3 separate regions of the Homo sapiens genome follow, and all the other regions are linked to region 1. The links are chromatin contacts, found by Hi-C or POLR2A ChIA-PET in ENCODE. All regions are on one chromosome and are shown on one strand. The core of a region is the stretch at or near the end of the contact, and the rest is flanking DNA. Distances in the headings are between cores, read along the strand shown.

Region 1 (2,712 bases), core at 202-2,701:
GAGTTCTAAAATATTCATAATTGGAAACTGTGACTACATTTGGCATTATATGAGGGGCAGCTTTTTTCCTCATCTGAAAAAGGAGTCTCTTTTCTTCCCCCTGGGAATATCTCTGGTGAGTCCCCTCCCTCATCTTATCAAACCCAGCCCTCCTGGCGCAGGCTCAGTATTTAGAGTTTGTTTGTTTATTTTCAATTCTCCGAGGGGAAAATTCCTTCTTCCCCTTGTTGAAAAATGCTAAAATAGAAACTCCAGAAAATTTAAAAGAAACGGAAGAAAAGAAAAAAAGATGTTAAAAAAAAGGCAAGGGAAGGAAGGGAGGAGTAGACATGAACAGGAAATGCTGGGATCGAAAACAGACTGAAGTGTTTTTTTTTGGTGGGGGGAATCAAGGCCTAAAGGGCACGAAGAAGAAAATCAGTGATGATCAAGCTGGCCTGGAGTCAGAATGAGAGGGGCTAGTCATCACCAGAGTGGGACGCAGGAGGCTGAGGTCGGAGGCAGAGCTGGGTTTGGGGGAAGTCTCCAGGGTCCTGGGGAATCCCTGACCCAGGGAGCCCACGGTCCCTAATGGAAATGTTATGGGGTCAGGGAGCGCCAAGGCTGTGAGGTGGCGGGGTTATGGGGGCCTTGGGGAGAGGGTGGTAGCGAGCACCAGGGGGTGCTTGCTGAGGACGGAGGCGGCGGGGTGGGGGCAGGGAGCAGGCTGAAGGGGGTGCCGAGGTGCTCTGTAGAAGAGGGGGATTGATAAGGTGACAGGAGGTGAGGCCGGAGGAATGAGGGGGGTGCGAGTGGCAGAAGGGAGGGCACAGACAGGGGTAGGGGCAGAGGAGATCGAAGTGCTGAGGGCAGAAGCGGTGACGGTGTCGGGGGTGCTGGGGAGAGCGACGGGCCAGCTGAGGGGATGGGGACACTAAAGAGAGTACAGGGGAGCCGAAGGGGCGACGGGGCGCTGAGATGGGCCAGGGGCTGAGTGGGTGACGGGGCGCTGAGTAGGCGATGGAGGTCTGGGGTCTGAGGGGGAGACGGGGCGCTGAGAGGCGCTCTGAGTGGGTGCTGATGCCGCTGGGGGCCAAAGAGGTGACAAGGCTCTGAGTGGGTGATGGGGGTCTGGGGATTGAGGGGGCGACGGGGCGCTGAGGGGCCAGGGGCTCTGAGCGGGTGACGGGTGCGTTGGGGGCTTGAGAGGGTGACAGGTCTTACGGGCAGAGGCAGTGGCGGGTCGGCGCGGGCGCCGGGGTTCGCGGCGAGGCAAGGAAGAATCAGGGGCAGGGGCAGTTGCGGGGCCACTCACCCGGCTCCGGCGCGTCCTTTCACTGCCGCCGGCGAGTGCTGGGGCTTCGGCCCAGGCAGGTCGGTGGCCCCGCCCGGCGCCGCGCACTTTCGGTTTCCGTTCCCCGCAGACCCTGGGCGGAGCCGGGCGGGCGGCCCAGAGGAGGAGAAGGAGGAGGCGGGGGCCCAGGGTGGAGAGCACGAGGGCCTGGCCCAGGCACGGCCGGCGCCTCCGCCCTCGAGGAGGGCGTCACCTCAGCTCCCCCCGGCGGCGGAGCCGGCGGGCTCAGGCGGGCGCGGCTGAGGGGAGCGGACCGCGGGGGGCGGGAGATGACTGCGCCCAAGGCCTTTGCGGGCCTCAGCCGGCCCCAGAGGAAGGGGAACCCGTCGAGCGGTTTGGTGCGTGTGAAGCGCGACATGGCGAGGAAGCGGACAAGCCCGGGTGGCCCGGCGTGTAGAGGGAAGGGGGCGGGGCTAGACGCGGCCTGGACAACTACTAGAGCGCCTCGGGCTGTGCTGCTCGAGACTACATTTCCCAGAGCGACGCGCGCGGAGCGGGCGGGAAAGAGAGCGTTTCGGGTCCAGTGCGCAGGTGCGAAAGCCATCTTTGGTTATATAAGGGAGGTTCAGGAAGCCATTCGTTCTTTCGCGTCTGCGGTGCCCGGAGTGTGGTACTTCTCCTAGTTGCAGTCAGGCTTCATACGCTATTGTCCTGCCCGTAAGTTCCCGTTTTGTGTGTGGTGAGTGGAAACTCCATGTTCTTCGTTGGAGACCTCTGGTCCTCCCTTCCCTTCTTTGTGCCGTCGTCTCTGCGGCCAGCCCTAATCTCCTTCTCGTGGCTTCTCCGTCTCTGACCCCAAATAGGCCTTAAGGGCGTGGGAGAAATGAGTTTCTGGAGCTGGAAAAGCCACTGCCTTCTGCACGGGCCTGAGAAGCCCTTGGCTGGTGTAAATGATGACTTCACTTTTTTCCCCATCAGATCGACAATGCTGACGTCTTATATTTTGCCAGTTAGTTCTGATACATCGGCCTCAAAAGGCCCGGCCTTGTTCGTTTCTGACCGTGGGAAGATGGCGGTTAACGCCCTTTATTTGTTGGTTCACAGGTTAGAGCAGCCAGCGGGTACAGAATGGATTTTGGAAGAGGGAGTCACCACTGGACCTCCAAGGAAGCCACGTGCAGACATCTACAACCTTCGATCTCCTGACGAGTAAGTCTTTGTCTCCTATGGGTCTACTGTAGAAAACACGTGCTTTGAGAAGCTTTAGTTTTCTAGGAAAACGTGGGATTTAACAAAGCACTTTCTATCGAGCATTTATTAGGTATTTAAAAAAGTGTTCTGACGGCCGGGCGCTGTGGCTGACGCCTGTAACCCCAGCACTTGGGGAGGCCAAGGCAGATGGGTCACCTGAGGTCAAGATTTGGAGACCAGCCTGGCCA
Region 2 (2,793 bases), core at 105-2,604, 430 kb before region 1:
CGGTTAGAGGGAGATATTAAACAATTAACCCATAACTGACAGCAGCTAAGAAATAAACAGGATGTTCTCATAGAAAAATACAGGGAGGCACACACCTAGATAAGGTGATCAGGGGAGGCTTCCATAGGCAGGTAATAAATAAGCTGAGATCTAAATGCACAGCCAAAACCAACTCTGCAAAGCATGAGAAGAGTTTTCTAGGCTGGGCGCAGTGGCTCACGCTGTAATCTCAGCACTTTGGGAGGCCAAGGCAGGAAGATTGCTTGGGGCCAGGAGTTTGTGACCAGCCTGGGCAACATGACGAAAAGTGTCTCTACAACATACAAAAAAATTAGCCAGGTGTGATGGTCCATGCCTTTAGTCCCAGCTACTCTGGAGGCTGAGGTGGAAGGATCACTTGAGCCCAGGAGGCTGAGGTTGTAATGAGCCGTGACTGTGCCACTACACTCCAGCCTGGGTGACAAAGCAAGACCTTGTTTCCAAAAAAAAAAAAAAAAAAGAGCTTTCTAGGCAGAGGAAATAGCAAGTGCAAAGGCCCCAAGGCTGGACCAAATTTGAGCTTTCCAGAAGCCGCGAGGAGGCCAGTGAGGTGGTAATGTGGAGACAGGCAGATCCAGCAGGGCCTCAAAAGTGATGTGTGGATTTTATGCTAAGTGCAGTGGGCAGCCAGGGGAGGAATTTAAACAAGGATGTAACATGATGTGACTCAGGTTTTTAAATGGTCTCACAGGCTATTGCATGGACGATGGCCCATAATAATAAAAATGATCACAGCTAACACTTTGATAGTAGATACTGTGTGCCAGGCATTGTTCTAAGCACATTCCGTATATATTAACTCATTAAGTCCTCCCACCGACCCCATGAGGTCAGCACCATAATCATTCCCATTTTATTGATGAAGAAACTGAGGCACAGAGAATTACAGAAACTTGCCTACGGTCACATAGCCAATAAATCAAAGCCTGGCCTAGAGGAAACAAGGAGACTAGCTACAGGCTGTGGTGCATGTCCAGAAAGGGGGCTGCAGGCAGTGGGGCTTGGATTGGCCCAGGGGAGAAGTGCAAGGGAGGATCCCGCATATAATTTCACGGCGGAGAGGAAAGAACTTGCAGGTGGTCTTATCCTCTGTCCATTCTCACTCCTTTCTCCAGCAGGTTTTTGAACTTGACTTCTGGCTTGGTGGTCTCCCAGCCCACCTTATATTAATAGATGGGGATGTCCTCGCTGTCTCCTCCCCCACCATCCTGCTGTCTGGCACCTCGTTCATCTCACACAACCACTCCCCTTGAAAACAGCCCGACCCTCCTACAGTACAACAGTCTCCACCTTGGTCTTGCCCTGCCCACTCCACACCAGAGATTAAAAGCCAGGCAGCCGCTCCTGGCGGTCAAAGGAGAGCACTTTGTAGACGCTCCCTGGACCCCAGCAAAACTTCTATTGTGTTGCTGGAGACAGAAACAATGCCAGTGGCCCAGTTGCTCCCCAGCCAAAGGTGGCCCCAGCAAACAGTCTCCCAGCCCCATGGATGGGGTGCCTGGGAGTGTTAACAGAGCTCCCTCGGGGACCAGAGGGCCAGGAGAGAAGCAACATGTGCCTGCTGGACACTCCCGTCTACAGCCGGCTGCAGCCCCCACCCACCCACGTGCCTCACTCTAGGCGAAGAAAACCCAAAAGTAGGAGAGGACAGGCCAGAGATGGCTGCTTGACCTTTCAAGGGGAGGCAGGAGTTTCTACAAAGCCTCTGGGAGTCCCCTAAGTATGTGTTCCTACCCTCCAGGGGCTAGGAGGTCACCCTCTCAGTTCCTCATCAGCCTGGGATAGGTTCAGCGGTGGGTGGAAAATATGACCAGCAAGGGGCCTACCCACACCCGGGGCCTGCTTTGGGGCTTTCTTAAAAAGACAGTGCTAGGATCCCAGACCAACAAGACACCTTGTGCAAAGCTCTGTGCTCTAGGCTCTCAGAGAATAGGAAAGCACCCTGTCCTTCTGGGTCAGAGTGGAGTTAAGATGAGTTATGCAGAGGCAGAGATTTGGGGGAGAGATCAAGGAATACTTCATGGAGGAGGGGGCCTTTGAGAGTGCTCTGAAAAAACTGAGAGGATTCCTTTCTTTGCCCTGCCCTCCCTCTTCCTTCTCTTATAAAAAAAAAAAAAAAAAAAACAAACCCTCCCCAAATGACTAATAAATAAAAGACACACAAAAGAGACACATATGCTTTATCTATAATGTATAGGCCGTGTTGTTTTTGAAACTCTTTTCTGCTCTGTAAAGGAATGTGTGTGCATCACGGAAACCTTGGAAAACCCAGAGCAGCATATAGAAGAAAATGAAAATTGCCTCTATTTCCACCATATAGAGATAAAACACTCTTAACTTGTCAGAGTATTCCTTTCCAGGCTTTGGTGGTGTTTTTTCATATTATTACTAAGGTGAAATTTACTTGCAGTGAAATGCACATGTCTGGAATATATGACTCAATGCATTTTGACAAATGTCTACACCCGTGTGTACACCCTTCCAATCGAGATCTAGAACATTCCCCTCACCCCAGAAATTTCCCCCGGGTCCCCTTCCAGTCAGCCCCCATCCTTCTGATTTCTATAAATTAGTTTTGCCTGCCATGTAATTGGAATCATGTGCTATGTGCTTTTTTGTGTCTGGTTTCTTTCACTCAACATAAACAATGTTTTTAGATTTCTCCACGTATCAGTAGCTTGTTCTTTTTCATTGTTGAGTAGTGTCCCATTGTGTGGATAAATCACAGTGTGTTCATCCTGCAAGAATCTTTTG
Region 3 (2,700 bases), core at 114-2,613, 510 kb after region 1:
ATATATATATATTTATATATAATATTAAATAATATATGTATATATATTTATATATAATATATATATTAAATAATGAAATATATTAAATAATAAATAAATAAATAATTTATTTATTGTTTTGTAGAGATGGGAGTCTCACTATATTGCCCAGGCTCATCTCAAACTCCTGGCCTCAAGCATTCCTTCCACCTCAGCCTCCCAAACGGCTAGGATTACAGGTGTGAGCCACCACACCCAGCCCTCCCTCATACATTCAAATGGCCAACTCCCTTGGCTTCCTCAAGTCTTTGCTTAAATGCCATCTTCTCAGGAAGTCATTTTCTGAACACTCTATTAAAAATTGCAACCTGCCCCCAAACACGTCTTGCACTCACTGTCCGTGTCTCTGCTTAAATTTTCTCCGTAGCACTCATACCATCTAACATACTGTGCATTTACTTGTTTATTTTTATTTTTTTGAGACAGGGTCTCACTCTGTTGCCCAGGCTGGAGTGCAGTAGTGTGATCATGGTTCATTGTAACCTCTGTCTCCTGGACTCAAGCAATCCTCTCACCTTAGCCTCCCAAGTAGCTGGTACCACAAGTGCACATCATCACACCTGGCTAATTTTTGTATTTTTTGTACAGAAGGGGTTTCGCCATGCTGACCAGGCTCATCTCAAACTCCTGGGTTCCAGCGATCCACCCGCCTCAGCCTCCCAAAGTGCTGGGATTATAAGTGAACCATCATGCTGGGCAATTTATTTATTTATTTTCCGTTTCCCTCTACTAATGAATCAGCTCCAGGAGTGCAGGGACCTTGTCTGTTTTCTACACAGATGCGTTCCCAGCACCTAGCACAGTGCCTAGCAGGTATGTGAATGAATGAATGAATGAATCCATGCATGCATGAATGAAGTATCCTTGTACAAACCATGAACCATGTACATGTTAGGTGTCTACAACTTGTCGTTTGAATTAATGAATAAAAGAACAGGCAAGGCGCGGTGGCTCACACCTGCAATCCCAGCACTTTGGGAGGCCGAGGTGGGCGGATCATCTGAGGTTGGGAGTTCAAGACCAGCCTGACTAACATGGAGGAACCCTGTCTCTACTGAAAATAGAAAATTATCCAGGCGTGGTGGCGCATGCCTGTAATCCCAGCTTGGGAAGCTGAGACAGGAGAATCGCTTGAACTCGGGAGGCAGATGTTGCGGTGAGCCAAGATCGTGCCATTGCGCTCCAGCCTGGGCAACAAGAGTGAAACTCTGTCTCAAAAAAAAAAAAAAGAAAGAACAGACAGCACCAACCCTCCTTGTAAGTTCAATATGAGGTTGATCTGAAGCTGCCACCCAAGGCTACTGATCAAAATATCCTTCTAAACAAGTCTGTCCCACAGTCCTGGCGTCTGATAATATGGACAGTCAGGCTGGCTGGCACCAGACTGGACCCAGATGAAGGAATGGAATCAGGCCACATTACAGGGGCAAGAGGAGCCTTGTGGCCAGAGGTTCTAGAGGTCAGCAGCAAGTCATGCATCTGAAGAGGAAGTTGATTGCTGTACCTCAAGCTGAAACAGAAACTGCGGTGGCTAGCAAGGAAGGGTCCCCACCTGTGCGCCTCAGCCCCTTGGCCATTGCCAGCTTCCAACAGACCACAGAGACTTTTGGGGGAAAACTTTTTTATTGAAGTGTAACAGACATACAGAAAAGTGCACAAATAAGGAAAGTGCACAGGGGAGCGATGGCTCGATACATTTTCACAAAGGCAGACAGCGGGGTAACCAGCCCCCAGCTCAAGGAACAGAACATTCCCCGCCCCGGAGAAGCTCCCTTCAAGTCTTTCCCATCCTAAGCGATAACCGTTATCCTGATTCCAACAGCAGTGATGATTTTTGCCGTTTTTTGAACTTGATGAAATGGCAGCACATAACACGTATTCTTTTGTGTAAGACTTACTTACTACAAACTTTGTATGTTTGTAGCAACAGCCTTTTGACCCTGTCTCTTCCTCCATGCCCTCAAAGAGAAAAAGGAACCTAATAATAACACAAAATAAAGCGAAAGCATACTTGCTTGACTGGTTTAAATGTGCCATCTGGCCGGGCATTTTGGAGGCCGAGGCGGGTGGATCACTTGAAGTCAGGATTTCGAGACTAGCCTGGCCAACATGGTGAAACCCCATCTCTACTAAAAGTACAAAAATTAGCTGGGCATGGTGGTGGGCACTTGTAATCCCAGCTACTTGGGAGGCTGAGGAAGGAGAATCGCTTGAACCTGGGAGGCAGGGGTTGCAGTGAGCAGAGATCGTGCCACTGCACTCCAGCCTGGATGACAGAGGGTGACTCCATCTCTCAAAAAATAAAATAAAATAAAATAAAATAAAATAAAATATAAAATAAAATGTGCCATCCATTCTTTCATGCTTCAGCCACCCAGTGGGCTGGAACTGTTACTGCTTCCATTTCAAATATTGGGAGGCTGAGGCACAGAGAGGTTAAATAATTTGCTCAGCCAGGAAGTGAAGGTCTGTATTTAAAGCCAGGTCTCTCTGATCTCCAAGCTCATGTTCTAACCCAGCATACACTCCTTATCAATAAAATGACCATGTATTGAACACCCTCTTTGGACTGAATACTATACTTCAACTTTATGTCCATTGTCTTATTTGATTTTCCCAGCCGTTGATGAGTAATATACCATTATCCTTGCTTAGCAAATG

What was found. Hi-C counts contacts between places; a loop is a spot of excess contacts on that map. ChIA-PET counts read pairs that join two places held with the same protein, here RNA polymerase II (POLR2A). Pooled maps may share reads with other maps.
Region 2: a map with no recorded cell type shows a loop between it and region 1 (6-fold over the local background). The contact joins the enhancer-like site here to the promoter of ZFAS1 in region 1. A Hi-C loop is called at or near these places in 2 of 37 single-sample maps with no recorded cell type and 2 of 50 pooled maps. POLR2A ChIA-PET finds 5 or more read pairs at or near these places in 1 of 52 experiments (GM10248).
Region 3: a pooled map shows a loop between it and region 1 (3-fold over the local background). The contact joins the enhancer-like site here to the promoter of ZFAS1 in region 1. A Hi-C loop is called at or near these places in 4 of 50 pooled maps. POLR2A ChIA-PET finds 5 or more read pairs at or near these places in 3 of 52 experiments (activated CD4-positive, alpha-beta T cell and activated T-cell).

Annotation. Positions count from the first base shown.
Region 1 is chr20:49,276,727-49,279,438 of GRCh38, forward strand. It overlaps ZFAS1 (ZNFX1 antisense RNA 1), which reads left to right and starts at 1,452. Exons shown (of 4, transcript NR_036658.2): 1 at 1,452-1,990; 2 at 2,378-2,482. It overlaps ZNFX1 (zinc finger NFX1-type containing 1), which reads right to left and starts at 1,331. Exons shown (of 14, transcript NM_021035.3): 1 at 1,295-1,331. It overlaps SNORD12C (small nucleolar RNA, C/D box 12C), which reads left to right and starts at 2,219; the gene lies at 2,219-2,297. RefSeq lists enhancers at 506-565, 907-1,407, 1,408-1,908, 1,666-1,960, 1,836-2,035 and silencers at 1,106-1,335, 1,386-1,745.
Region 2 is chr20:48,845,222-48,848,014 of GRCh38, forward strand. It overlaps a transcript of PREX1 not described here. Among named protein-coding and RNA genes, the nearest start is that of PREX1, 19 kb to the left of the region's middle. RefSeq lists an enhancer at 1,493-1,772. Within about 2 kb of position 1,355, at least 5 of the 41 ENCODE cell types and tissues checked have a DNase peak (open chromatin) inside an H3K27ac peak, as active enhancers do.
Region 3 is chr20:49,784,433-49,787,132 of GRCh38, forward strand. No RefSeq gene overlaps it. Among named protein-coding and RNA genes, the nearest start is that of SLC9A8, 27 kb to the right of the region's middle. RefSeq lists an enhancer at 1,251-1,490. Within about 2 kb of position 1,364, at least 6 of the 41 ENCODE cell types and tissues checked have a DNase peak (open chromatin) inside an H3K27ac peak, as active enhancers do.